Regions from separate parts of the Homo sapiens genome. Here region 2 is linked to region 1. A link is an interaction called in ENCODE POLR2A ChIA-PET data of the cell type or tissue named here. Cell type or tissue: CD4-positive, alpha-beta T cell. All regions are shown on one strand. Links, peaks and the distances in the headings refer to the core of each region. The heading gives the core; the rest is flanking DNA.

What was found. Peaks named below come from ENCODE experiments on the same cell type or tissue, not always from the same donor. Only the 100,000 strongest peaks of a DNase experiment are listed, where the experiment ranks them.
Region 2: POLR2A ChIA-PET joins it to region 1 with 10 read pairs; 8 of 35 experiments call an interaction of 5 or more read pairs at or near these places.

What each region holds. Positions count from the first base shown.
Region 1 is chr17:75,449,202-75,463,996 of GRCh38, reverse strand. It overlaps TMEM94 (transmembrane protein 94), which reads right to left and starts at 7,362. Exons shown (of 32, transcript NM_014738.6): 1 at 7,246-7,362. RefSeq lists silencers at 4,063-4,112, 7,306-7,465 and enhancers at 7,616-7,665, 10,595-10,889. In CD4-positive, alpha-beta T cell, for the core only: no CTCF peak of the experiment used is centred there; DNase peaks (open chromatin) are centred at 6,896 and 7,426; H3K4me3 peaks cover 1,784 bases; H3K27ac peaks cover 463 bases.
Region 2 is chr17:75,316,069-75,330,863 of GRCh38, reverse strand. It overlaps GRB2 (growth factor receptor bound protein 2), which reads left to right. Exons shown (of 6, transcript NM_002086.5): 4 at 4,844-4,966; 5 at 9,037-9,205; 6 at 10,311-12,788. The coding sequence ends at 10,496. Among named protein-coding and RNA genes, the nearest start is that of SLC25A19, 34 kb to the right of the region's middle. RefSeq lists enhancers at 3,485-3,985, 7,417-7,606, 9,862-11,061, 10,972-11,111, 14,120-14,369 and 1 more. In CD4-positive, alpha-beta T cell, for the core only: a CTCF peak has its summit at 7,647 (motif pointing left); DNase peaks (open chromatin) are centred at 4,863 and 7,613; H3K27ac peaks cover 477 bases.

The DNA of each region.
Region 1 (14,795 bases), core at 2,865-10,864:
CCCAACACACCAAAAATGCGGTTAGGTGGATCTGTATTCGGTTTAATAGTTGTGCCCACAGGGTACTAATTGATAGATCTGTGTTAAGCTGGAGGGAAGTTTTTAATAGCAAGCTGTAGGATTCTATCCTTGGTGGCATTACAGTCAATATTTTTATCAATGACTTGGGTGAGGAAACAGATGGTATGCTAATCAAATTCTTGGATAGCATAAACCTGGAAAGGAGATCAAAGTCAAAATCCAAGAAGCTCTCAACAGGCTGAAGTGATGGGCCAAATCAAAGGGGTTCAGTTTAACTGGAAAAAATATTAAGTCCTGCACTTAGGTTCAAAAACTACTGTATAAAACTACCACAAATGGCTTAGTTAGATGCAATTTCAATATGAGTGTATGCTCACTCAAAGTTCATTCACATTTAGGCTGCATTAACAGATACCTGTGTCCCTAACAACAGACGAGGAAGTCTGATTTCTGTACATGTCAGAGCATACCTGGAATATCTTGTTCAGTTGCGCATCACACACTTTAAGAAGGACACTAACAAAACTGGAAGGATTTCAGAGAGCAGCAACCAGGTTGGAGAAACTAAGACGTGAGAAATGGCAGAATGAACTGAAGATGCTTAGCCAGTACCCTAAAAACACACTTTGGGTGCAAGCAGGGCTAGAAAGGTATAATGGCTACAAGCAGTGAGAAGGGCCAGGCTTACTCTGGGAGGCCCCAAAACAGGAACTAGGATGCTATAAGAAGTAGACTGAGACTTAAAATGTACAGTATCTTTCTACATAATTTAAACTGTATATATATATATATATATACACACACACACACACACATATATATACGTGTATATATATACATATATACACGTATATATATACATATATATACACACATATATATGTGTGTGTGTGTGTATATATATATATATATATATATATATATATATATATATATATTTTTTTTTTTTTTTTTTTTTTTTTTTTTTACTTTTTTTATTTTTGGAGACATGTCCTCATTCTGTTGCCCAGGCTGGAGTGCAGTGGCATGATCATGGCTAACTGCAACTGCAGTCTCAAACTCCTGGGCTCAAACAATCTTTCCACTTCAGCCACCCGAGTAGCTGGGACCACAGACACATGCCACCATGACCAGCTTTTTTTTTTTTTGTAGACACAAGGTCTTGCTATGTTGCCCAGACTGGTCTAGAACTCTGGGGCTCAAGCAAATCCTCCCACCTCAGCCTCCCAAAGTGCCGGAATTACAGATATGAGCCACTGAGTCAAGCCTAGAACTGTATATTTTTAATTTTTTTTAATAGAGATGGGGTCTCACTTATGTTGACCAGGCTGGTCTCGAACTCCTGGCCTCAAGCGATTTTCCCATCTTGGCCTCCCAAAGTGCTGGGATTACAGGTGTCAGCCACCATGCCCAGCCTTAGAACTGTATATTTTTAAAAATGGAATAGGCTGCCCTGTGAAGCAATGAGCTCCCATCACTAGAGGGAACCAAGCAGAAGCTGAGAAATTATGGAGATAATTAATACATGAGGTGGAGGGTAGGAAGACAATTCTAACCCTGAGAGAATGTGAAACCAAAAATCCAATAGCTTCTCCATATGCAAAGATGCTCAACTCTGCTTATAAAAGACATTCAGGCCAGGCGCAGTGGCTCACGCCTGTAATCCCAGCACTTTGGGAGGTCGAGGCTGACAGATCACGAGGTAAAGAGATCGAGACCGGCAGATCACGAGGTCAAGAGATCGAGACCATCCTGGCCAACATGATGAAACCCTGTCTCTACTAAAAATACAAAAAAATTAGCTGAGAGTGCTGGTGGGCGCCTGTAGTCCCAGCTACTTGGGAGACTGAGGCAGGAGAATCACTTGAACCCAGGAGGCAGAGGTTGCAGTGAGCCGAGATCGTGCCACTGCACTCCAGCCTGGGCAACAGAGCAAGAAGACTCTGCCTCAAAAAAAAAAAAAACAAAACAAAACAAAACAAAAAAAACTGTAAAATTTATATAGGAGATAGGAAAAAATCTTTGTGACTTTGGGTTACATTTCTTTTCTTTTTTTTTTTTTGAGACGGAGTCTTGCTCTGTCGTCCATGCTGGAGTGCAGTGGCACGATCTCGACTCACTGTAAGCTCCGCCTCCCGGGTTCGCGCCATTCTCCTGCCTCAGCCTCCCGAGTAGCTGGGACTGCAGGCGCCCGCCACCACGCCCAGCTAATTTTTAGTAGAGACGGGGTTTCACCATGTTAGCCAGGATGGTCTCGATCTCCTGACTTCGTGATCCGCCCACCTCGGCCTCCCAAAATGCTGGGATTACAGGCGTGAGCCACTGCGCCCGGCCTACTGTGGATTACATTTCTTAGATTCAGTACCAAAAGCATAATCCACAAAAGGAAAAATTAATAAATTGGAACTGAGTGGCTAGGGAATGGTTGGGAGCAGGAAGAATTTTTACTATATATACTTTTTAAAAAAATTCTTTTTTATACTTTTTTCTGCCCTTGAATACATATACTTTTGTGCCTTTTGATTTTCAAACCATGTGAATGTATCCAATATGTCTTTAAAAGATCAGCAACTTCAGGCTGGACACGGTGGCTCATGCCTGTAATCCCAGCACTTTGGGAGGCCGAAGCAGGCGGATCATCTGGGGTCAGGAGTTCGACATCAGCATGGCCAACATGGCGAAACCCCGGCTCTACTAAAAATACAAAAATTAGCCGGGCACGGTAGTGTGCACCTATATTCCCAGCTACTCCGGAGGCTGAGGCAGGAGAATTGCTTGAACTCGGGAGGCGGAGATTGCAGTAAGTTGAGACCACACCACTGCACTCCAGCCTTGGGCAATAGAGCAAAACTCTGTCTCAAAAAAAAAAAAAAAAAAAAAAAGCCAATCGCAAAAGGACAAATGTTGTATGATTCCTCTTATATGAGGTTTCTAGAATAGTCAAAATCACAGAGACAGAAAGTAGAAAGATGGTTGCCGGGGGTGGGAGCAGGGGGGAAATGGGGAGTTAAATGTTTAATGGTGACAGAGTTTCAGTTTGGGAAACTAAGAAAGTTCTGGAGATGGATAGTGATGAGGGTTGCACAACAATGCAAATGTACTTAATGCCACAGAACTGGTTACAATGGAAAATGTTATACTATGTATTTTTTTCCTTAATTTTAAAAATCGGCAACTTCTGGCCACCTGTAATTCCAGCACTTTGGGAGGCCGAGGCAGGCAGATCCCTTGAGCACAGGAGTTTGAGACCAGCCTGGGCAACAGGGCAAGAACCGTCTCTGTAAAAAATACAAAAATTAGCCAGGTGTGGTGGCATGTGCCTGTGGTCCCAGCTACTCAGGGGGTAAGGTGGAAGGATCACCTGAGCCCAGAAGATCAAGGCTGCCGTAAGCCGTAATCACACCACTGCACTCCAACATGGGCTACAGAGCAAGTTCTGTCTCAAAAAAAAAAAAAAAAATCAGCAGCTCCTGATTCTGATTTTGCAATAGGCTCTGCCTTATAGCTAAGCAACATTCCCTACTTGGCTTTCACGTCAACATAATGAAGGTTTACGCTCTTTCAGTACACCTGAGTCTTTGTCCAGCATACATCTTTTTTAAGTGTTTCCCAGTATTTTTCTATTCACCTCCCTACCAAGCAAGACTGGTACCATGAACCCCTTTTTCAAGAAGCCCTTGAAGTTATGAAAATTGGGTTCATTTAATTATAGTACACTAAAATTTATGGTTCCTCAAATACCACTCTAAGCCTTTCAAGGTTCTTCTCTCTGACACCCCTCACCCCTCTCCCATCACTTCTGGCCTTGGGAGCTAGAGAAACCCAAAGCAAGCAGTGTGTGGTTTGCTCCTCCTTACGCAGGCCATCAGTGTCTAAATCTGGCCCTTAACCTACTTGTCATGCCATGTGACCCATACTGTTTACTACCGTCTCAGTGGCCACAGGCAAAGCTTATTATTACACAAACCCCTGATCACCAAACCACACATTCTGGCTGGCGGGTCTGCTCGGAAGAAAAGCATTCCTGTTTCAGCCATGGCCTACCCTCTAGTTCACCTGTGCTGCTATAAACAAACCCAGGCCTGCTTGGAAACGGGCTTTAAACAATATTTTTAAATCCTATCATTTGGGTAAAGAAAGACACCATCGTAAAAACAACACTAACACAATAGTAAGATAAGAAATATTGACACATATTTACCAACCAGTGCCACGCCTGACCCAGAACCTTCTCACTTGAACACCAGGAATGGACTTAAAGGCTTTATGGCGTTCAGGCTTAGACTGCTAAGGTACGAGTTCAACCTGATTCATCAGATTAAGCTAAATACATACAGCCTTGGGTGTAGGTGGTATTTACATTAGGACTCCTCCCTCTCCTATAGAAACTGTTTCTCAAGCCCAACTTAGGGAGAGAGCAGCAGGCAGGAACAGGACGATCACAACCTTCATTTCTCATTAGTTTCTACAGGAGTTAAGGTTTCCAAAAGGCTGGTTCTCAGCACTAGGAGCTGGCACACCTAGCAACTTCTCAAAATAGAAATGCCATGGGGTTTCTCTTCCATTTCACTGTCAAGGCCTGGCTCTCCCAGTCTCATCTGATGTCAAGTCACCACAAACAAGGGGCATGGTGGTCTGGTGGTTCAAGGGCAGTTAACTCTCAATTATTTGGGGGCTGATGATGAAGAAGATGGTTTGTACTTCACCTCCCTGGTCATTGCACTACTCCACAGTATCCACCAGTTTCCCTGTTTGCAGTTTTGACAAAGAGAACCAGTGAGCAAGGAAGTTAGAGCTAACATAGCAGCTAAGACTTGCAATGTTTGAGGATTTTATCTGAACATGCTGTCTCCTGTTCTAGGGTTAACCACCATAGTCTACATTTTATTTGTTTTTGTTTTTTTTGTTTTTTTTTTTTTGAGACGGAGTCTCGCTGTGTCGCCCAGGCTGGAGTGCAGTGGCGCGATCTCGGCTCACTGCAAGCTCTGCCTCCCGGGTTCACGCCATTCTCCTGCCTCAGCCTCCCAAGTAGCTGGGACTACAGGCACCCGCCACAATACCCAGCTAATTTTTTGCATTTTTAGTAGAGATGGGGTTTCACCGTGTTAGCCAGGATGGTCTTGATCTCCTGACCTCGTGATCCGCCTGCCTCTGCCTCCCAAAGTGCTGGGATTACAGGCGTGAGCCACTGCGCCCGGCCAATAGTCTACATTTTAATGTGCTCTGATCTTTACAGTGATTTTCAAACTTTTTGATTCCATGACTCTTTTTTTTTTTTTTGGAGACAGAGTCTTGCTCTGTTGCCCAGGCTAGAGTGAGTGCAGTGGCATGATCACAGCTCACTGCAGCGTCGACCTTCTGGGCTCAAGCGATCCTCTGGCATCCACCTCCCAAGTAGCTGGGAACACAGGCACATGCCACCATGCCCAGCTAATTTTTTTGGTTTTCTTGTCAGTGTGTTGCCCAGGTTGATCTCAAACTCCTGGGCTCAAGCAGTCCTCCCACAGCAGCCTCCCAAAGTGCTGGGATTACAGGCATTACTTTGACTCTTTTGAACCTTACTAGTGCCATTGCTTTAAATTTTTTTATTTATTTGTATTCTTTTAGTTATGCCTCAGGATCTAACTTTTTTTTTAAACTACCTCTTCAGAATACCAAGATCAGCTCTTCTTTTGCCAAAAGTACTATAAAGAGATACCACAGTGCCATTTCTTCTCTCTTCAATGGCTCTCAATCTTTTTCTGCCTCCACGCTGTTCCTGTATGCAACGCGTTCCTGTTAATAACATCTCTAATGACACTGTAATGGTTCCCAAAAACCAAGGAAGAGGCATACCTTCCTCTTACTCTGCCTCTCGCTGCCCTGAGAATCACTAAAATAATTTACGCCCCCAATACAGACAGAGACTACAATGAATATTAATACAAGAAGTCTGCCAGAGAACTACCTGCTGGCTTCTTAAAATTACTGAATGCAAACCAGGTATGAAGACCCTAGTCATTGCCAGGAAGCATAGGAGGATCCTACTTTTAATGCCCATCGCTTTTAATGCCCAGAGCCACCCTGCAAGAGCTCAGGGGAGTCAGGGAACTTGATCTCCTCAGGTCACACCTAGGAAACAACTAGGTCTAGCGGATAAAGAACTCAAGCCCCTGGACTTTCGGATTCTAGTTTGGCTCTAGGTGACCCTGGCCTTGCCTCTCCGAACAATCTCCACATCTGCAAAATGAAAATGTTAAAACTGCCCCCTCCCTGCTTCCATCTTCCAAGATTACCTGCGGAATAACAACTATGTCACTAAAGCTGAGCGTCTTGGATAAATCATGAGAAAAAGATCCTTCTCTCCAATGCATACACCCACATAGCAGAAGGAAAACAGATTCCATAACGAGCTCCCTCCTTTTTTCCCTCAAGAGCCACCGAAAAACTCAGGAGAGAGGGTGGGATGTAGCAGCACGTGACCAAGGCAACGCCAAAGTTTAGCCCGCGGTGACACACCAATGAAAGAGCGGGGCTTTGCTTGCATCTGGCGCTGGGCAGCGGGCAGGGGCCGCATCGTGGCATGCTAGGAACCAGGAGACCTGGGCTCCAGGGGTGTGCGGTACAGGAACGAGGGCATTCCACAGGAGTCACTTTATCCGATGGCATGGATGGTGAGCTTCCGAGGAGCCTGAAAACGCTTCTGGAAAGGCGGAAAGAAAAAAAAGCCCGCTCCAAACTGCAAGATCAGGGATGGCTGCCAGGAGCCCCTCGGCCGGCTCCATCCAGCTGGGGACGGCCGCGCGAGGACCCCGGGCGGCTGCGGAGAGCGCGCGCAGGCGGGACAACGGTCTTTATTTAGGTCGGGGATGAGGACTCCCAGGGGCCTCGAAATAAATACTCAGGGCGTCGGCGTTGGGAGCCCTCTGGGCCAGGGCCTAGGCACGACAGACCTGGGGCAGGGATTCTTTGTTGGCGAGAGGCTTTATTTCTGGCGAGAGACCCCACAATGGACCAATCCAGGGCTGAGAGCAAGAGTCTGAAGACTCGGGGGAAGGCAATGGTCAAGAGCTGGAGACTAGAGCCAGTCCCTGGACTCCCCCTCAGGAGGCATCCCCTTAAGCCGTTCTCTGGGTGCAGACCCCAGACTCCCCTTTCCTTGGCCAAGAATCCAAAGGACGCGCAAGGCCGAGCCCCACGCCCCCTTGCTCCCCACTTTCGGGCCACGGGCCTTCTCGTACTTACCGGGGCCCCGGGGCTGGTCTTCCTCGCCCGCGTCCTCTCCCCTCCCAACCCCCTCCTCACTTCACGTCCCCTCCTCCGGGGGCCGCAGCCATGTCCGTTACTGGCAACTCTAAGGGGGCTTGCCTCCCTTCCGGGCAACAGAGGCGCCGGCCAGAGAGCTAAAGTTCAGGCCACCGATTGGTCAGGATTTGAGAATAGGGGGAATTCTGGCTTCTTATTGGCTACGCGGCGTGCTAGGCTGTAGCTGCAACCGCCCCTCTGGGAGCCTGGCGGAATTAGGTGCCGAGTGATGCGGCCGGGAGAGTGAAGAGCCACTGTCCTTTCCTGTGCGTAAAGCTCAGGCAGTTTCTAGTCCAGAAACCCTGACCAGAGGGCATGGCTTTACCTCCGATTCGTTTTCCTACAGAATTATTCTAAAAAGATAGACGGCGCGCCCCACCTTTTTTCCCTTTCTTTTTAAAATAAGCCCTTTGCAGAGCTCCCCGCCTCTCTTAAGTTCTTCTAAGCTCCCTCCTTGTTGCCTTGAACAAATGCCTAGAGGCTGCCCGCTCCGAGAGGCCTTGGAGGGACTCCCTCAGGACGAATATTGCGTCCAAACCAAATCTAGAAAATCTAAGGCAATACTGCAATTCCCCCCTCCCGCTTCCAGCTCGGCTGAAATCTAAAGGGAAAAACAAGTTAAATTTTTTTTCTAGGTAATTAGATAAATCGCCTGGGAGACCTCTCTTGGGAAAACAAAGCAAGCCTGTGTCAGTATTTACTTCTCTTTTCCCAGAGATCTAAGTCTGGAAGGCTTGTTTAAAAAAAACAAAAACAAAAAAACAAACAAAAACTTGTTTATATAATTGGGAAAGAGCTGAGGTTGGCCTTGTGAAGTAAGAGCCCCTTCCCACATTCATGAGTTTAATTACGTAATTAAAATCCCTTTCTCAGCTGGACAAGAAGATGGCATTTTAGTACCTAATCTTGTATGACCCAGTTTAGCTGTTGCCTAAAACGCCATAAGAATCATGTCACTAACCTGCACACAAAAACTGATAGTTCACCTTTGCAAATAGGTCCAAATCTTTCTGCCTGATGTTCAAAGTCCTTCATAAATTGACTCAGACATACGTTTCCAGGTCTAAGTCCCCACAGGCTAAACTATTCCTGCAGCCACATAGATTAACCACCATTCTTTAAACGTGACAGAGACCTTTCCACCTCTGCTCCTTCGTCACATGGTTGGTTCCCTACGCTTTGCTTTAAAGGTTCTTTTTTTCTTTTTTTTTTTGAGACGGAGTTTCGCTCTTGTCGCCTAGGCTGGAGGGCAATGGCTTGATCTCGGCTCACTGCAACCTTCACCTCCCGGGTTCAAGTGATTCTCTTGCCACGGCCTCCGGAGTAGCTGGGATTACAGGTGCCTGCCACCATACCCAGCTAATTTTTGTATTTTTAGTAGAGACAGGGTTTGAACATGTTGGCCAGGCTGGTCTCAAACTCCTGAGCTCAGGTGATCCACCTGCCTCGGCCTGCCAAAGTGCTGTGATTACAGGCGTGAGCCACCGCACCCAGCCTGACGGTTCTTTCTTATCAGTAAAGCCAGCATGCAAATAAATACTTAATCAACCTAAAGGCCCACCTCAAATGCTACCTTTCTTGACTTTTATTTTTTCTTGTATGTATGTACATATTTATTTATTTTTAGAGCAGGGTATCACTCTGTCACCCAGTCTGGCAAGTGCAGTGGTGCCATCATAGCTCACTGCAGCCTCGAACACCTGGGCTCAAGCAATCCTCCCACCTCAGCCTCCTGAGTAGCTAGGACTACAGGTGCGAACCACCACACCCAGCTAATTTTTTTATTTTTTATAGAGATGGGGTCTTGCTATGTTGCCCAGGTTAGTCTCAAACTCCTGGCCTCAAGCAATCCTCCTGCCTCAGCCTCCCAAAATGCTGGGATCGCAAGTGTGAGCCACCACTCCCAGCCTCTCCCTGGGTTTTAGTCATTGACTCTCTCTATATATAATGCTGGGCCTCCTTCTCTGTGTCTGCATTGCCACCTTTGCAAAAGTCTGCTTTATACAGCATTGCTCTTTTTGTAAGACCTCAAACTCCCTGCGGGCAGCTGGCTTATCTTAGCAGTTTCCACAGCACCTTACTTGCTGCCTTGTATCCATTAACATTTGTTGAATTGAGCTAGCAGGCTACCTATATATTACATCTTTCCACTTGACCCCTTAAGATCTAGTTGGCTGCCTTTGGAAGATTAACAAATGTAGCACAGTCACTTCACTTTGAACCTCTCAGCCCCCTCTGGCCACACTGGTTTTTCAGCTCCACTGGGTTTTATGAATATCACTCAATGAAATTGCACTGAATGCCTGCTAGTTTCAAGGGCTCTGCAACTCTCCATCTGCCTGACCACTTCCTCTGTCAGTCCCCTCAGCCATAAAATTTTGCTACATGAGTAAATCAAATCACTCAAGCCAGAACATGCCAATGTGCCCACTCTAAATTCACCCTGAATTAGCTTTGCAGATCTGAGGTCCCTTAACCAAGTCTTGTTGGTTGTCTAGCAACCCCAAGCAGCTATACCAATCCTTCTTCATTTTTCTGAAGCTTCCCGTGTCTTCAGATGAGTACCAAGATGAGTCTATTGAGAAGAAGACCAAGGCCTTCCCTTGGAGATTTCTCATCTACTTCATCCACTTCTCTTTCCCTTTCTATGTTCCTGCAGGAAGACAGCCTTTTCCTCCTTTTCCCCATCTGTGTTCTCAGTCCCTCCCCCTCCAGCCTTACATGCCATTTCCCTTAGCTCAGGAGTGTTCAATCTTTAGGCTTCCCTGGGCCATGTTGGAAGAAGAATTGTCTTGGGCCACACATAAACTACACTAACACTGCTGGGCACGGTGGCTCACGCCTGTAATCACAGCACTTTAGGGGGCTGAGGCGGGCAGATCATCTGAGGTCAGGAGTTCGAGACCAGCCCGGCCAATATGGTGAAACCCTGTTTCTACCAAAAAATACAAAAATTAGCAGGGCATGGTGGTGCATGCCTGTAGTCCCAGCTACTCGGGAGGCTGAGACAGGAGAATCACTTGAATCCAGGAGGCGGAGGTTGCAGTGAGCCAAGATCGCGCCACTGCACTGCAGCCTGGGTGACAGAGCAAGACTCCGTCTCACAAAAAAAAAAAAAAAAAAAAAAAGAAGAAGAAATGTGTTCAAGAGATAGTTAGCAGGTAGAACAGGCACAGTCTAGTGGCTGGACTTAAGGTTTAGGGTGAAGGAGGAAGGGATAACTCGATTTCTGCACCTCAGATCTCATATCATCTGAGTTACAATGACAGAAGCTACCTCTGCCAGCTCCAGATTACCTGGTCAAGGCCAATTTAGAGCATAGTACTGGACAAAGCATCAGCGAGAAAACACTCTTGTTTATCTATAAGATTTCCCTTCATCTAAACAGAGATATGAGAAGTGAGTCAGAAACGAGAGTGATCCAGCAGGACTCATTCAGGCTGTTGAGCCAGGAATGACGTGCAGAATCACACACAAGCAGGGCAAGGTCCTCCCACACCCTGACCTGAGCATCCTTCCTCATTGCACCTTTCTTTTTTTTTTTTTTTTTTTTGAGACTGAGTCTCGCTCTATCACCCAGGCTGGAGTGCAGTGGCGCGATCTTGGCTCACTGCAACCTCCGCCTCCAGGGTTCAAGTGATTCTCCAGCCTCAGCCTCCCCAGTAGCTGGGATTACAGGCATGTGCCACCATGCCCGGCTAATTTTTGTATTTTTAGTAAAGATGGGGTTTCACCATGTTGGTCAGGCTGGTCTTGAACTCCTGACCTCGTGATCCACCCACCTTGGCCTTCCGAAGTGATGGGATTACAGGCGTGAGCCACCGCACCTGGCAGCCATCTTTTCAACCTAGTCATTTGTTTAAAAGTAACAGGAGTAGGCTGGGTGCAGTGGCTCACTTCTGTAAGCCCAGTCCTTTGGGAGGCTGAGGTGGGTGTATCACCTGAGTTCAGGGATTCAAGACTAGCCTGGCCAACATGGTGAAACCCTGTCTGTACAAAAATACAAAAATTAGCTGGGCGTGGTGGTGGGCACCTGTAATCCCAGCTACTCCGGAGGCTGAGGTGGGAAACTCACTTGAAGCTGGGATGTGGAGGTTGCAGTGAGCCGAGATAGCTCCACTGCACTGCAGCCTGGGTGACAAAGCAAGACTCCATCTCAAAAAAAAAGAAAAGAAAAAAAGGGAGCTGGGTCCGGTGGCTCATGCCTGCATGCCTGTAATTCCAGCACTTTGGGAGGCAGAGGTGGGCAGATTGCTTGAGCCTAGGAGTTCAAGACCCACCTGGGGAACATAGCGAGATGCCTTCTCTATTAAAAAATTTTTCAAAAGAGAAAAAAGTATATAATAAAAAAGAAATAATGGGCTTCGAATCACACAGGGGAAAGGTTTGGAGGGAGATAGCAATGGATGAAGACAGAGGCTGGCATTCGGGGTCGGGACTGAGGATACTTGCAATGTGAGGCCTGGTGAAATTATCTGAGCCGTTGATTCTTGAACAGGTAGTTCCCATGTTCAGCTTGCTCCATCGGCAAGAGCCTTCTGCCTAGGCCGGGCGCGGTGGCTCCCGCCTATAATCCCAGCACTTTGGGAGGCCGAGGCGAGCGGATCACGAGGTCAGGAGATCGAGACCATCCTGGCTAACACGGTGAAACCTCGTCTCTACTAAAAATACAAAAAAAAAATTAGCCGGGCGTGGTGGCGAGTGCCTGTAGTCCCAGCTACTTGGGAGGCTGAGACAGGAGAATGGTGTCAACCCAGGAGGCGGAGCTTGCAGTGAGCTGAGGTCACGCCACTGCACTCCAGCCTGGGTGACAGAGCAAGACTCCGTCTCAGAAAAAAAAAAAAAAAAGAGCCTTTTGCCTCTAAGTTGTGAGTGATATTTTTAGGAGAAGCTGCTCCTTTAATCCCTGCATCGTGTAGTAGTGATATCTCACTGACAATAGGCTCCTCTTGGGCCCTTTGATTCAACCAAGAGGTCCCACTGAAGAACATTGTTGTAAATACTGCCAGCGAGACAATTCTGACACGTCTTTGTACCCCTAAAGAGTGGTCTGGGCCAAGCCTGTAATCCCAACACTTTAGGAGGCCAAGGTGGGAGAGTCACTTGAGCCCAGGAGTTTGAGACCAGCCAGGGAAACACAGGGAGCCTCCATTTCTACAAAAAATTTAAAAATAAAAATAATTAGCCAGGCATGGTGCACAACTGTGGTGCCAGCTACTCAGGAGACTGACGTGCAAGGATCATTTGAGCCCAGGATGTTGAGCCTGCAGTGAGCTGTGACTGTGACACTGCACTCCAGCCTGGGCGACAGAGTGAGACCTGCCTCAGAAAAACAAAAAAGGGCTGGGCGTGGTGGTTCACGCCTGTAATCCCAGCACTTTGGGAGGCCAAGACAGGCGGATCATGAGGTCAGGAGATCGAGACCATCCTGGCTAATACGGTGAAACCCCATCTCTACTAAAAATACAAAAAATTAGCCCGGCATGGTGGCGGGCACCTGTGGTCCCAGCTACTCGGGAGGCTGAGTCAGGAGAATGGCTTGAACCTGGGAGGTGGAGTTTGCAGTGAGCCGAGATCGTGCCGCTGCACTCCAGCCTGGGTGACAGAGCGAGACTCAGTCTCAAAAAAACAAAACAAAACAAAACAACAAAAAAAGTGTGGTCCAGAAATAGATGGCACAACTTTACAACACAACATGAGCACTGGCCACACTACGGTCCCCATTCCCATACTGCATTCACAGTCTGCAAAAGTTAGATCCCTAGGTAACAATAAATGGCCACCCAAAGACATTGTTCATAAGCACCCCAAATGGGAAACAAACTGAATATCCACCAGCTGGGGAACAGGTACCCAAATGGTGGTGGATCTGAACAAGGGATTACTACTCAGCCATACACATAAGTGAATGAGGCTGGACGTGGTGGCTCACTCCTGTAATCCCAGCACTTTGGGAGGCTGAGGCGGGCAGATCACCTGAGGTCAGGAGTTCAAGACCAGCCTGGTCAACATGGTGAAACTCTGTCTCTACAAAAAATACAAAGCTAGCTGGGCATGGTGGCGTGTGCCTGTAATCCCAGCTACCCAGGAGGCTCAGGCAGGAGAATTGCTTGAAACCGGGAGGCAGAGAGCCAAGATCGTACCACTGCACTCCAGCCTGGGTGACAGAGCAAGAATCTGTCTCTCAAATAAATAAATAAATACGTAAGTAAGTAAGTGAATGAGGCCACTGATACACATCCCAATCTGAAAGAATCACACAAATGGCATGAGGAAGGGAAGAAGCCAGACATAACAGGTTATGTACCCTGCAATTCCATTCATATCAACTCCTAAGATGGGAATCTGGAGGACAGGCAAGGATGGACTGCAGAAGGGCAGAAGGGAACTTTTGAGAGGTGAAGGAAATGCCCCATATCTTGATTAGGGTGAGAGTTATGTAGGTTTATACATTTATCAAAACTCGTTCAACTATGTACTTAAAATCTGTAGGTTTTAGTGTATTTAAACTATATCTCAATTTTTTAAATGTATGTGGCCGGGTGAGGTGGCCCATGCCTATAATCCCAGCACTTTGGGAGGCCAAGGCAGGCGGATCACCTGAGGTCAGGAGGTCAAGACCAGCCTGGCAAAACCTCATCTCTACTAAAATACCAAATTAGCCAGGCATGCAGGTGGGTGCCTGTAATCCCAGCTACTTGGGAGGTTGAGGGAGGAGAATCGCTTGAACCCAGGAGGCAGAGGTTTCAGTGAGCCTGGATTGCACCACTGCACTTCAGCCTGGGCAATAGAGCGAGACGCCATCTCAAAAAAAAAAAAGTACACACACACACACACACACACACACACACAGACTCTCTTTTTAATTTTTTTTTTGTAGAGATAGGGTCTCACTATGTTGCCCAGGATGGTCTCAAACTCCTGTTCTCAAGCAGCCCTCTTGCCTTGGCCTCCCAAAGTGCTAGGATTCAGCCAGTTGTGGTGGCTTACGCTTGTAATCCCAGCACTTTGGGAGGCCGAGGCGGGTGGATCACGAGGTCAGGAGATCGAGACCAGCCTGGCCAACATGGTGAAACCCCATCTCTACTAAAATACAAAAAACTAGCCGGGCATGGTGTTGGGCGCCTGTACTCCCAGCTACTCGGGAGGCTGAGGCAGGGGAATCGCTTGAACCCGGGAGGCAGAGATTGCAGCAAGCCGAGATCGCGCCACTGCACTCCAGCCTGGCGACAGAGCAAGACTCTGTCTCAAAAAAAAAAAAAAAAAGTGCTAGGATTCTGGGTGTGAGCCTATGTACACTTTCAGTTGGGGGATGATTTTGCCTCCTAGGGACATTTGGCAATGTCTGGAGACATTTTTGGTTGTCACTACAGGGGTTGGGAGAGGGCTGCTACTGGCATCTAATGTGTAGAGGCCAGGAATGTTGCTAAATATCCTACAACTTACAGTACAACCCACAACAAAGAATCATCTGGTTCAAAATGTCAATG
Region 2 (14,795 bases), core at 3,092-11,091, 130 kb after region 1:
GGTGGATCCAAATATGTGCTTTTCACACTAAATGCATATGGATGGGAGCCTACGGGATGTAGTAAAGAATTATATTGGAAAATTAGCCTTCTCCCCTCACCCCCTTAGCTCTCGCCCTTGCTATTTCTGTTGTATAAGCCCACCTTTTTTTTTTTTGTTTTTTGTTTGTTGTTGTTCTTGTTGTTTTTATGAGACGGAATCCTGCTCTGTTGCCCAGGCTGGAGTGCAGTGGTGCTATCTCAGCTCACTGCAACCTCCGCCTGCTGGGTTCAAGCGATTCTTGTGCCTCAGCCTGCCGAGTAGCTGGGACTACAGGCGCGTGCCTCCACTCCCGTCGAATTGTTGTATTTTTAGTAGAGATGGGGTTTCACTGTGTTGGCCAAGCTGATCTCGAGCTCTTGGCCTAAAGTGCTGGGATTACAGGTGTAAGCCACCGCACCCTGCCAAAGCCCATCTTTTGTTTGTTTGTTTGTTTGTTTGTTTGAGATGGAGTCTCGCTCTGTCGCCAGGCTAGAGTGCTGTGGCGCGATCTCGGCTCACTGCAACCCCCAACTCCCTGGTTCAAGGGATTCTCCTGCCTCCACCTCCTGAGTAGCTGGGATTACAGGCATGTGCCACCATGCCTGGCTAATTTTTGTATTTTTAGTAGAGATGGGGTTTCACTGTGTTGGTCAGGATGGTCTCAATCTCCTGACCTCCTGATCCGCCCGCCTCGGCCTCCCAAAGTGCTGGGATTACAGGTGTGAGCCACCACACCCGGCCCAAAGCCCATCTTTTTAAAGACTTTCAAAACATTTGCCTGTTAGAGCTTGCAGCAAGCCAAGATCACGCCACTGCACTCCAGCCTATTCAACAAAGCAAGACTCTGTCTCAAAAAATAAAAAATAAAAAAAATTCACCCGTAAGCATGTAGTCACATGTACATATCATCATTTTAAAAAGTCAAATTTATAAATGATATAAAATGCTATAGAAATGTAGAATGGTGGTATTTCAGTGTTTTAGTAGTGACAGCTATTCACAGGGTCTTGCTCTGTCATCCAGGTTGGGCTCAAGTTATCCTCCCACCTTAGTCTCCTAAGTTGCTGCGTCTACAGCTGTGCACCACTATGCCTGGCTAATTTTTTATTTTTCGTAGAGACAGGGTCTCACTGTGTTGCCCGGGCTGGTCTTGATCTACTGGGCTTAAGCAATCCTCCCACCTTAGCCTCCCAAAGTGCTGGAATTAACAGGCGTGAGCAACTGCACCTGGTGCCAGATTTTTTATTTCTTGATCTGGGTGCTTATAACAGAGTTGTGGTTTTTTTGGTTTTTGGTTTTAATTCCAGTTAGAGTACTTTTTAAACATTATAATTTGTACTTCACTACAATTTATTTTTTTTAATTGAAAATAAAATTGCGTTAATTTTAAGCTGGGGGCAAGAAAACACAGCAGCCATGTCTATGTGACACCAGACAGAAAGGTCTGGAAACCTAAGTGTTAGAACCGCCAACACGTGCTGCCTCTGGGGAGTTTGAGGGAAGCATCTTACTTTTTATGTTTGCTTCATGTACATCTAGGCTATTTCAGTTTATATTCATTATTTTATACCTACAAATGGGAAAAAACCTCCCTAGTGGAGAGATCTTGGGGGCCTAGGAGGAAAGAGAGCCTTGCTGATTGAGAATCTTCACCCTCACCATTGCTATTGGAAGTGGCAGTGGTGGGGAGTGTGGGGCAGTGTGGGGAGAGCCAGCCGAGGCCATGTGTGGATTTTCACTGCTGTACCCAGTCAGATGCATGCTGCATACACTTATATTAGAAACCCAGGGCCCCCCGATATGAGAAGGTTTAAATACCGTTGATTGGGGCCCCCCGATTGAGAAGGTCTCAATACCGTTAAGTGTCCTTATTTATTTATTTATTTATTTATTTATTTATTTTTTGAAAGCGAGTCTCGCTTTGTCGCCCAGGCTAGAGTGCAGTGGCGCGATCTCGGCTCACTGCAAGCTCCGCCTCCCAGGTTCACTCCATTCTCCTGCCTCAGCCTCCTGAGTAACTGGGACTACAGGCACCTGCCACCACGCCTGGCTAATTTTTTGTATTTTTAGTAAAGACAGGGTTTCACCGTGTTAGCCAGGTTGGTCTCGATCTCCTGACTTTGTGACCCGCCCGCCTCGGCCTCCCAAAGTGCTGGGATTACAGGCGTGAGCCACCACACCCGGCCTATTTAATTTTTTTGAGATGGAGTTTCACTCTTGTTGCCCAGGCTGGAGTGCAATGGCACGATCTCGGCTCACCGCAACCTCTGCCTCCCGGAGATTCAAGCGATTCTCCTGCCTCAGCCTCCCGAGTAGCTGGGATTACAGGCATGCGCCACCGCGCCTTGCTAATTTTGTATTTTTAGTAGAGATGGAGTTTCTCCATGTTGGCCAGGCTGGTCTCGAACTCCTGACCTCAGATGATCCGCCCACCTCGGCCTCCCAAAGTGCTGCGATTACAGGCATTGAGCCACCGCACCCAGCCTCCTTTTTTATTTTATTTATTTATATATTTTTTTGAGACAGAGTCTCACTCTTTCGCCCAGGCTGGAGTGCGGTGGCACAGTCTCGGCTCACTACAACCTCTGCCTCCCAGGTTCAAGTGATTCTCCTGCCTCAGCCTCCCGAGTAGCTGGGATTACAGGTGCCCACCACTGTGCCCATCTAATTTTTGTATTTTTGGTAGAGAGTGGGTTTCACCACGTTGGCCAGGCTGGTCTCAAACTCCTGACCTCAAGTGATTCACCCCACCTCAGCCTCCCAAAGTGCTGCAATTACAGGCATGAGGTACCGGGCCCAGCCTGTCCTTTTATATTTAGAGAGCATTCTATTCTAGTGATATGTGATTTCTCTTGTGTGGCCTGATTTCCAGGCACTGCAGGCCCTAGCCTTGAGTTATTTGTAGAAGCAGGAGGATCTATTGTCCCAGCTCCTCAGCATCCTGGCAGTAGAGTATGCAAAATGAGAAAGACTCCAAGCAGGTAGATGTCAGACTATTCAGAGTTACTAAGAGTCCCTAGAGGCTGACACACACACACAAGGACAAAGTTACTAAGGGCAGCTTCTAAGTGTATCCTTCCTAGCAGATCACATCTTTCTGTTTGAATTTGAGTATAGTATATTATTTTAGGTACATCTTCCAATATGGTTGCTTATAAGTAAGATATGTAAATTAGCCGGGCGTGGTGGCTCGCGACTTTAATCCCAGCACTTTGGGAGGCTGAGGCGGGCAGATCTCGAGGTCGGGAGTTCAAGACCAGCCTGGCCAATATGGTGAAACCCCGTCTCTATTAAAAATACAAAAATTAGCTGGGCGTGGTGGTGGCCGCCTGTAATCCCAGCTACTAGGGAAGCTGAGGCAGGAGAATTGCTTGAACCCAGGAGGCGAAGGTTGCAGTGAGCCGAGATCGTGCCACTGCACTCCAGCCTTGATGACAGAGTGAGACTCTATCTAAAAAAAAAAGGGCCGGGCGTAGTGGCTCATGCCTGTAATCCCAGCACTTTGGGAGGCCAAGGCAGGCGGATCAACAAGGTCAGGAGATCGAGACCATCCTGGCTAACACGGTGAAACCCCATCTTTACTAAAAATACAAAATATTAGCCGGGCATGGTGGCGGGCGCCTATGTATAGTCCCAGCTGCTCAGCTACTTGGGAGGCTGAGGCAGGAGAATGGCGTGAACCCGGGAGGCAGAGCTTGCAGTGAGCGAGATCGTGCCACTGCACTCCAGCCTGGGTGACAGAGCTAGACTCCTCAAAAAAAAAAAAAAAGAAAAGATATGTAAGTTAGATTTACAACTTTAATGGACTATTTGGTCCATTAAAAGGACTTTTGATATTATAATTAGCATATTAAATGAATGCCAGTTTCCATGTTTATAGGTCTTTATTTGCTATAACTTTTGCTTTTAAAAATGATAACTAAAGACAATTTTGAGAAGAGAACATGGTTTTCACAGTTTCTTCTTCCTAATTATAGTTTTCATTTGAAATAGTGAGGCAGCTTGACTTGAAGCTCTTGTAGAAGTGTTCCTCTCCTCTTCCTCTTGATAAGCCACAGCCAGTTGCTTCACAGTTTTTCATGAATTTAGCCACTTTTTCTTCTGGCCAAGGTGAATCAGCAATTGGGAGCAGAAGAGTCTGCAACTTGCCTCAAAAATCTGAATTTTGCAGCTAGCTGCTGAGCATATGGTAAATTACAATATTCCTGGTGGCTTCTGAAAGCTGAACTCTGAGCAGTGGCCCCAGAGGCAGGCCTTGAGAGGAATGCTGACCTTAGTTACTGGTAGAGGCACCCTCATACTATCTGAACCTTTTGCCTTTGGGCTGTTAGCAAAAGTAACCCTGCCTCCAGCTCCTGGCCGTCCAGGTTTCCTCCCCACTTTCCCTTAGTCCCACTGTGGTGAAGCTGTGATCTTATCACATGGCTGCAGGAAGGGGCCAGTCTCTCCTTGGCAGTTCATCCCGTACACCAAGCCCAAAGGCCTGAGCTTTTCCCCAGGCGCCTTTGTCATGAGTCAGTAGGGAGTCCAGTGGGCTTTGGCCTGGGGGGCCCATTTTCAAATGTCTCCCTCTATAGAAAGAGTGACCCACGGTTAGTGCCTTGGTGAGTCGCTTTCTGGGAAATGGAGTAGGCTAAAGACCTTTGAAGGTCCATCTCTGGGGACCCAACCCAGTGTCGATCTTGGGCACTGTGAGGCTGGAGGATGAGGAGGGAGGCCCCTTCCTCTGGCAAGGAGTGTTGTGTTACTCACATTTTGAAGGCTGGATATCCCGTTTCTTTGTGGGGAAGCAGATGTTGACCAGCTTGCCTTCCTTCCTTAGGTGGTTTTTTGGCAAAATCCCCAGAGCCAAGGCAGAAGAAATGCTTAGCAAACAGCGGCACGATGGGGCCTTTCTTATCCGAGAGAGTGAGAGCGCTCCTGGGGACTTCTCCCTCTCTGTCAAGTAAGTATTTCCTGCTGCAGTTGCCTGGAATCCTGTCTCTGACTGATCCAAATTGTGAAGCCGTTGGTCAGGTGCCTGGCTACACACAAAATGGTGGAGGCTTAGCCTAAACAGTTTCTTCATTTCACATTAAAATCCTAATTTCTGGCTCCTCTCAAAATGAGTTCTAGAAGCACTGGATGTAGATTCCCATGTGGACACAGCCTTCAGGAGGTGAGCAGCAGCTCCCTGCAGCCAGCTGGAGCCTGCCAGTTTTCCCTAGTGCCCAGCACTCCTGAGCTTCTGCCCTCCAAGGGATTCCCGCAGCTCTCTCTAATGGGATAGTGGAGCGCCTGTCGGCTGCCTTGGCTTGCCTTGCTCAGGTCCACTGACTTAAATCAACCAGCCCCATCCTAGGCCCTCACAGTCACTTAAGAAGGCTGCTGCAGGGGATGTGGGGCTTGCATTTCCCCGGTGGAAAGTTCAGGTGTGAAAGGGAGCGGGTAAGCAGGGAATGGAGAAGACAGGAAGTTCTGCCGCCATGGAGAGTGTGGAGAATAGAAACCAGCACTTGAAGATTCTAAACAATTCACACCTCAGCTGTGAAGTCGGGATTTTGAATTAAATTGTTATTTCCATGTTTTTTACTTTCAGTTATTTTCTAGTTAATGTATTATCATAGGACCCTCCCCAGGAGTCCGGCAGATCACTTCATCAGTTATATATAAAGAAGTAATTAGATTCAACACTCAGATCACTACTTAGTTTAGATTACATTAAGATTGTTTTGTTTTTGAATGGGGGATAGAAAACCATTTTCCTTTTATTTTATTTACTTATTTTTGAGACAGAGTCTCGCTCTGTCCCCCAGGCTGGAGTCCAATGGCATGCCTCAGCTCACTGCAACCTCCACCTCCCAGGTTCAAGCAGTTCTCCCTGCCCCACCCTCCGAGTACCTGGGATTACAGGTGCCTGACACCACGCCCGGCTTATTTTTGTATTTTTAGTAGAGATGGGGTTTTGCCATATTGGCCAGGCTGGTCTTGAACTCCTGACCTCAGGTGATCCACCCACCTCGACCTCCCAAAGTGCTGGGATTACAGGCTGGAGCCACTGCTTCCAGCCACCATTTCCCATTTATAACTGATGTAAAGCGTGAGACTTTTCCATTTCAAAAATGAACTGACCAGCCTGGCCAACATGGTGAAACCCTGTTTCTGCTAAAAATAGAAAATAACCCAGGCATAGTGGCACACACCTGTAGTCCCAGCTACTTGGGAGGCTGAGGCCAGAGAATCATTTGAATCCAGGAGGCGGAGGTTGTAGTGAGGCGAGATGGCGCCATTGCACTTTAGCCTGGGCGAAGAGCAAAACTCTGTCTCCAAAAAAAAAAAAAAAAAAAAAAAAAAAACTGGGTGCGGTGGCTCACACCTGTAATCCCAGCACTTTGGGAGGCCGAGGCAGGCAGATCACCTGAGGTCAGAAGTTCGAGACCAGCCTGGCGAACATGGTAAAACCCTGTCTCTACTAAAAAAAAAAAAAAAAAAAAAAATACAAAAATGGCCTCGGCGTGGTGGCGTGTGCCTGTAATCCCAGCTACTCAGGAGGCTGAGAGAGAAGAATCACTTGAACCCGAGAGGCAGATGAGCCAAGATCGTGCCACTACACTCCAGCCTGAGTGACAGAGTAAGACTGTGTCTCCCAAAACAAACAAACAAACTGAATATCTTATTTGGTTTTAGAACCACTTAATGTGTGATTAAAATGTAGATTTTTTTTTTGAAACGTAGATTTTAAATTTATAGTTGTGGCCCGGCATGGTGGCTCATGCCTGTAATCCCAGCCCTTTAGGAGGCTGAGGCGGGCCGATCATGAGGTCAGGAGTTTGAGACCAGCCTGACCAATATGGTGAAACACTGTCCCTACTAAAAAAATACAAAAATTAGCCAGGCGTGGTGGCACATGCCTGTATTCCCAGCTACTCCGGAGGCTGAAGCAGGAGAATCACTTGAACCTAGGAGGCAGAGGTTGCAGTGAGCCGAGACTGAGCCATTGCATTCCAGCCTGGGTGAAAGAGCAAGACTCCATCCATCTTTAAAAAAAAAAAAAAAAGAAAAGAAAAACATGTGTGACACCTGTCTTTCTTTAGTTTTATACTGACCCAAGTGTAACTGAAACCTTATAAGATGAGGGGAACAAGCAGTAAATCACTGGGTGGTGGCCAAAACCACGGGGGCAGCCACGTGCTCGGCTGGACGCTGCCTGTTTGCTCAGCAGAAACTCTCAAACTTCCATTTTCTCAAGTAGAATCTTTTAAGGATTTAATGCATTTATTGTTTTAGAAGCAAAGCAGGTGTCATGACTCTCTTTAACAACACACACACCTCTGCAAAAAAGGTTCAAGAATCAACAGTTGTCAGATGTTTCTTAGTTTTAGGATGTTTTGAGCCTGTGATTTGAAACACTGCTCATTATTGGGGCCCTGGGCTCTTAGAAACCACCTGCATTGCATGGGTGGAAGTGGGCCTCTGTGGGGCCAGAAGTGCCGTGGAATATACCCTTGCTAATGAAGCTTTCTCACCTTCCACATTTTGTCTTAACATGTAAAGCAGTATTTTTTCCAAATGCGAGGCATCTTGTGCTGAGTGGCTTCCTTGAGGCTCAGTGCTGCCACCTGCCGGATTGATTTTCTGAAGCCTTTGGTTTCCATCAGCTGAAAGACTGAAGGAGAGGAGGGACTCATTCATTCATTGAACAAGCACTCTCAGAGAATGCCTTTTTTTTTTTTTTTTTTTTTAATGAGATGGAGTGTCACTCTGTCGCACAGGCTGGAGTACAGTGGCCCAATCTCGGCTCACTGCAAGCTCCTCCTCCCGGGTTCACACCATTCTCCTGCCTCAGCCTCCCGAGTAGCTGTGACTACAGGCATCTGCCACCACACCTGGCTAATTTTTTGTATTTTTAGTAGAGACGGGGTTTCACTGTGTTAGCCATGGTGGTCTCGATATCCTGACCTTATGATCCGCCCACCTCGGCCTCCCAAAGTGCTGGGATTACAGGCATGAGCCACCGCATCCGGCCGAGAATGCCGAGAGTGCCCGGCCAGGTGAACAGGACAGGCAGAAGCGCCCTCGCTAGGCTGGTGTTTTAGCCAAATATCCTGTGACAGACCCTGTGAGCTAGTACCAGCCAGCCACGCTGTTGCCGGTTTTGCTTGCCAGTATAAAAGGGTGTGATCTAGTGATGGAGAAGCTTTTGGGTTTTGAAGTCTGGGCCTCTTTTATTGTCCCAGTACGTCCTTTTGTTCAGAGACCTTTTCCCCATGAGTGGAGCTAAAATTCCTGAATGGAAAACATTACTTTGAACTATTCCCAGTTACGAGAGAATTGTTGAAAGTATTTCCAGCCCTCCTCACCTTCTTCCTGCATATAAGATTTTAATTATTTTTTTATTCAAAGGATGTTAAGTCACACTCCTTTGTCTTAAGTACGGCTGTTTTTATTTGGTAGGGTTCAGGGCACATGGACTCTTTTTTTTTTTTTTTTTGAGACAGAGTTTCACTCTTGTTACCCAGGTTGGAGTGCAATGGCGCGATCTCAGCTCACCACAACCTCGGCCTCCCAGGTTCAAGTGATTCTCCTGCCTCAGCCTCCCGAGTAGCTGGGATTACAGGCATGCACCATCATGCCCAGCTACTTTTGTATTTTTAGTAGAGATGGGATTTCTCCATGTTGGCCAGGCTGGTCTCGAACTCCCGACCTCAGGTGATCTGCCCACCACGGCCTCCAAAGTGTTGGGATTACAGGTGTGAGCCACCGCACCCGGCCTGGACTCTTTATCTTACAAACATCTTCAGAATGAGAATGACTGATGGCCTGTCCCTCTCTGGTTTCTGGATGTTGTCCTGGTGCCCATCATTCATAGGGAGAGGTCCGTCCCAGGGACACCCAGTGAGGAAACTTGTTGCTCTGCAGTCCCTGAGGAGTGCTGCTGGGACAGTGGTTCTCTCGAGATAGCTCCTATATGGAAATACCCTCGATTTGCCAAGTTAGAGCCTTTAGCCGGTCACATGTGCTTTCTGTCCCTCCCAGGTTTGGAAACGATGTGCAGCACTTCAAGGTGCTCCGAGATGGAGCCGGGAAGTACTTCCTCTGGGTGGTGAAGTTCAATTCTTTGAATGAGCTGGTGGATTATCACAGATCTACATCTGTCTCCAGAAACCAGCAGATATTCCTGCGGGACATAGAACAGGTGCCACAGGTAAGCCTCATCAGGGTGAGATGGGATCATTTTTAGTTAAGAATAGCTCCTCAGTGTGCATTCCTGTAGGAAAGGGGAGGCGCCCCTCAACATGCGGGCGCCCTTCAGGGATTGCCGCTGGGGCTTCTGTGCTCCTTACTGAAAATGTTACCCTCCATTCACACTAAAGAGTTCTTTTTTCTGGCCCAGCATAGTAGCTCACACCTATAATCCCAGCACTTTGGGAGGCCGAGGCAGGCAGATCTCTTGAGGTCAGGTGTTTGAGACTAGCCTGGCCAACATGGTGAAACCCTGTCGCTACTAAAAATACAAAAATTAGCTGGATGTGGTGGCGCACACCTGCAGTCCCAGCTACTCGGGAAGCTGAGATGGAAAAATTGCTTGAACCCAGGAGGTGGAGATTGTAGTGAGCTGAGATTGCACCACTGCACTCCAACCTGGGCGACAGAGGGAGACTTCATTTCAAAAAAAAAAAAAAAAAAAAAAAAAGATTTGTTGTTTCAAATACAAGGTTTTTGCTTTTCCAGAGGCAGTGTGTAGCCAGCTTGCCAGCCTCTCTAGGGAGATGGTCTTTAACACACCCACCCAAAGATCCTGTCCCTGGAAGCAAATTATGAGGAAAACTATGCTTGTGAGGGAATGGGGTCGGCACCCGTTCCTGTCCCTCGAGCCCTGGTCGTAAGTTACGGTTAGAGCCCCTTATGTTATTCGAGCTCCAGAACTTTAGGCTTTAATACCTTAAGGGTGTCGTAGAAGGGATTTGCGATTCTGGGCCCACGGCCTAAACACAGATGGCTGTTTCTGAAGAACTTTCTCCTCCAAGCACTGCCTGCCCTCTACTTGATAATACGGCACAGTTGGCCACCCTCCTCTGGGAGACATACTCTAATATTTTCTGAGCACTGGGAAATATCACACTAAACCCGCTTGGCCTGTAAACTTAGAATAGGTAAGAATAAACGGGGGGTTGGGAGATGGGAGGTGAGTTTAAGAAACATGGAGAATTTGGCACGCATTCGTTTCCCCCTGGAACCCATCTGGCCTCGGAGGTGGCCAGTCACAGACCAGGAATGCAATGTGGGTTTTTCCTGCTCCTGTTTTGCAGCAGCCGACATACGTCCAGGCCCTCTTTGACTTTGATCCCCAGGAGGATGGAGAGCTGGGCTTCCGCCGGGGAGATTTTATCCATGTCATGGATAACTCAGACCCCAACTGGTGGAAAGGAGCTTGCCACGGGCAGACCGGCATGTTTCCCCGCAATTATGTCACCCCCGTGAACCGGAACGTCTAAGAGTCAAGAAGCAATTATTTAAAGAAAGTGAAAAATGTAAAACACATACAAAAGAATTAAACCCACAAGCTGCCTCTGACAGCAGCCTGTGAGGGAGTGCAGAACACCTGGCCGGGTCACCCTGTGACCCTCTCACTTTGGTTGGAACTTTAGGGGGTGGGAGGGGGCGTTGGATTTAAAAATGCCAAAACTTACCTATAAATTAAGAAGAGTTTTTATTACAAATTTTCACTGCTGCTCCTCTTTCCCCTCCTTTGTCTTTTTTTTCATCCTTTTTTCTCTTCTGTCCATCAGTGCATGACGTTTAAGGCCACGTATAGTCCTAGCTGACGCCAATAATAAAAAACAAGAAACCAAGTGGGCTGGTATTCTCTCTATGCAAAATGTCTGTTTTAGTTGGAATGACTGAAAGAAGAACAGCTGTTCCTGTGTTCTTCGTATATACACACAAAAAGGAGCGGGCAGGGCCGCTCGATGCCTTTGCTGTTTAGCTTCCTCCAGAGGAGGGGACTTGTAGGAATCTGCCTTCCAGCCCAGACCCCCAGTGTATTTTGTCCAAGTTCACAGTAGAGTAGGGTAGAAGGAAAGCATGTCTCTGCTTCCATGGCTTCCTGAGAAAGCCCACCTGGGCTGGGCGCGGTGGCTCACGCCTGTAATCCCAGCACTTTGGGAGGCCAAGGTGGGCGGATCACAAGGTCAGGAGTTCGAGACCAACCTAGCCAACATGGTGAAACCCCGTCTCTACTAAAAATAAGAAATTAGCCGGGTGTGGCACGCACCTGTAGTCCCAGCTACTTGGGAGCCTGAGGCAGGAGAATCGCTTGAACCTGGGAAGTGGAGGTTGAGTGAGCCGGGACCGTGCCATTGTACTCCAGCCTGGGTGACAGAGCGAGATTCCGTCTCAAAAAAAAAAAAAAAAAGCCCACCTGAAAGCCTGTCTCTTTCCACTTTGTTGGCCCTTCCAGTGGGATTATCGAGCATGTTGTTTTTTCATAGTGCCTTTTTCCTTATTTCAAGGGTTGCTTCTGAGTGGTGTTTTTTTTTTTTTTTTAATTTGTTTTGTTTTAAAATAAGTTAAAGGCAGTCCAGAGCTTTTCAGCCAATTTGTCTCCTACTCTGTGTAAATATTTTTCCCTCCGGGCAGGGGAGCCAGGGTAGAGCAAAGGAGACAAAGCAGGAGTGGAAGGTGAGGCGTTCTCCTGCTTGTACTAAGCCAGGAGGCTTTAAGCTCCAGCTTTAAGGGTTGTGAGCCCCTTGGGGGTTCAGGGAACTGCTTGCCCAGGGTGCAGTGTGAGTGTGATGGGCCACCGGGGCAAGAGGGAAGGTGACCGCCCAGCTCTCCCACATCCCACTGGATCTGGCTTACAGGGGGGTCGGAAGCCTGTCCTCACCGTCTCGGGGGTTGTGGCCCCCGCCCCCTCCCTATATGCACCCCTGGAACCAGCAAGTCCCAGACAAGGAGAGCGGAGGAGGAAGTCATGGGAACGCAGCCTCCAGTTGTAGCAGGTTTCACTATTCCTATGCTGGGGTACACAGTGAGAGTACTCACTTTTCACTTGTCTTGCTCTTAGATTGGGCCATGGCTTTCATCCTGTGTCCCCTGACCTGTCCAGGTGAGTGTGAGGGCAGCACTGGGAAGCTGGAGTGCTGCTTGTGCCTCCCTTCCCAGTGGGCTGTGTTGACTGCTGCTCCCCACCCCTACCGATGGTCCCAGGAAGCAGGGAGAGTTGGGGAAGGCAAGATTGGAAAGACAGGAAGACCAAGGCCTCGGCAGAACTCTCTGTCTTCTCTCCACTTCTGGTCCCCTGTGGTGATGTGCCTGTAATCTTTTTCTCCACCCAAACCCCTTCCCACGACAAAAACAAGACTGCCTCCCTCTCTTCCGGGAGCTGGTGACAGCCTTGGGCCTTTCAGTCCCAAAGCGGCCGATGGGAGTCTCCCTCCGACTCCAGATATGAACAGGGCCCAGGCCTGGAGCGTTTGCTGTGCCAGGAGGCGGCAGCTCTTCTGGGCAGAGCCTGTCCCCGCCTTCCCTCACTCTTCCTCATCCTGCTTCTCTTTTCCTCGCAGATGATAAAAGGAATCTGGCATTCTACACCTGGACCATTTGATTGTTTTATTTTGGAATTGGTGTATATCATGAAGCCTTGCTGAACTAAGTTTTGTGTGTATATATTTAAAAAAAAAATCAGTGTTTAAATAAAGACCTATGTACTTAATCCTTTAACTCTGCGGATAGCATTTGGTAGGTAGTGATTAACTGTGAATAATAAATACACAATGAATTCTTCACTTGGTATCTTTTTTTCCCCTTGCCTGCCTTAAAAATTTAAAAACCGCATCGGGGAGTCAGGAATCTTGGGTCCTTATTTCAGACGTGATCACCCAGCTTACATCCCCCTAGGGGAGCATGTGGGGCTCACAGGCCTTCCTGGGAGCGATGCCTGCAGTTGGCTGTCAGGAACTCCTGGGGAGCCTGTTAACAATACAGAATCGCAAACCCCGCCCCACATCCTCGGACATTGCCTTTGAGGACACAGACACGCCCGCTGTTTCTGATGTAGAGAAACCACTGACCACGCTTTGGGAACTCTGGTCTAGACCAAGGGCTTTGGGAAGATAAAGAGCTTGGCTTATTTGGTTCTCCTGTTTTCTGTGTTAAACAAGAAGAAGGACAGAAACACCTGTGAAGAAACGGTTTTAATATGCTGAGTAACTGAAATATACTTGTTTGCTCAATAGGCTGCTTTTAGGGTGAGACTAGGCATATTTACACACACGTTGGCTACAGAGGCAAAGAAGACTGAACAAAAAAGAAATGAGGTCTGGCCATGGTAGCTCATGCCTGTAATCCCAGCACTTTGAGAGGCCAAGGTGGGGGATCACTTGAGCCCAGGAGTTTTGAGGCCAGTCTGGGCAGCATAGGGAGACTCCCTGCCTCTCTACAAAAAGCAAATTAGCCAGATGCAGTGGCGCACGCCTGTAGTGAGGATTACTTGGGAGGCTGAGGTGGATCACTTGAGCCCAGGAGGTCAAGACTACAGTGAGCTGTGGTTGCACCACTGCACTCCAGCCTGGGCAACAGGGTGAGACCTTGTCTCGAAAAAGTAATAAAAAGGGGACAGGCAGGGTGGCTCACACCTGTAATCCCAGCACTTTGGGAGACTGAAGCGGGTGAATCACAAGGTCAGGAGTTCAAGACCAGCCTGGCCAACATGGTGAAACCCCATCTCTACTAAAAATACAAAAATTAGCCAGCTGTGGTGGCAGGTGTCTGTAGTCCCAGCTACTCGGGAGGCTGAGGCAGGAGAATCGCTTGAACCCGGGAGGTGGAGGTTACAGTGAGCCGAGATTGCACCACTGCACTCCAGCCTGGGTGACAGAGCTAGGTTCCCTCTCAAAAAAATAAAATAAAATAAAAAATAAAGGTAATAAGGGCCAGGCTCAGTGGCTTACGCCTGTAATCCTAACACTTTGAGAGGCTGAGGCGGGTGGATTGCTTGAGCTCAAGAATGCCACACCAGCCTGGGCAACATAGTGAAACCCATCTCTACCAAAAATTAGCTGAGTGTGGTGATGCACACCTGTGGTCCCAGCTACTCAGGAGGCTGAAGTGGAGGTTGCAGTGAGCTGTCATGCCACTATACTCCAGCCTGAGAGACAGACCTCTCTCAAAAAAAAAAAAAAAATACCCAAGAAATCTCGACTTGAATTCTTCTTGGTGTAGCCACACTGAGCAGGGGAGGCTTGTGGGTTGTTTTGTTTTGTGACAGGGTCTTTATCTGCCACCCAGGCTGGAGTGCTACGGTGCAATCATAGCTCACTGCAGACTCAATCCCCTGGGCTCAAGTGATCACCTCAGCCTCCCAAGTAGCTGGGACTGTAGGCATACACTACTGCACCCAAGTAGCTGGGACTACAGGCATACGCTACTGCACCCAAGTAGCTGGGACTACAGGCATACGCTACTGCACCTGGCTAATTTCATTTTTTTTTGTACAGTGGGGTCTGTGTTTCCCAGGCTGGTCTCAGACTCCTGGGCTCAAGAGATCCCCCCACCCTTGGCCTTTCAAAGTGCTGGAAATCCAGGCGTGAGCTGTGCCTGGCCTGGGACGTTTTTGACCTTCCCCTGCAGCAGTCATGTGTGGGAAGGATCTTGACCCAGCAAGAGTCAAGACTGCTAGTCCTGTGGTCCACTTGGGCTGGCCTCCTTGAAGCTGAGCAGAAGTTTACAAAATGGAGCTATGTAATTGAAAAGGCCGGGCGTGGTGACTCATTTAGCCTCATTTGAGGCTTTTT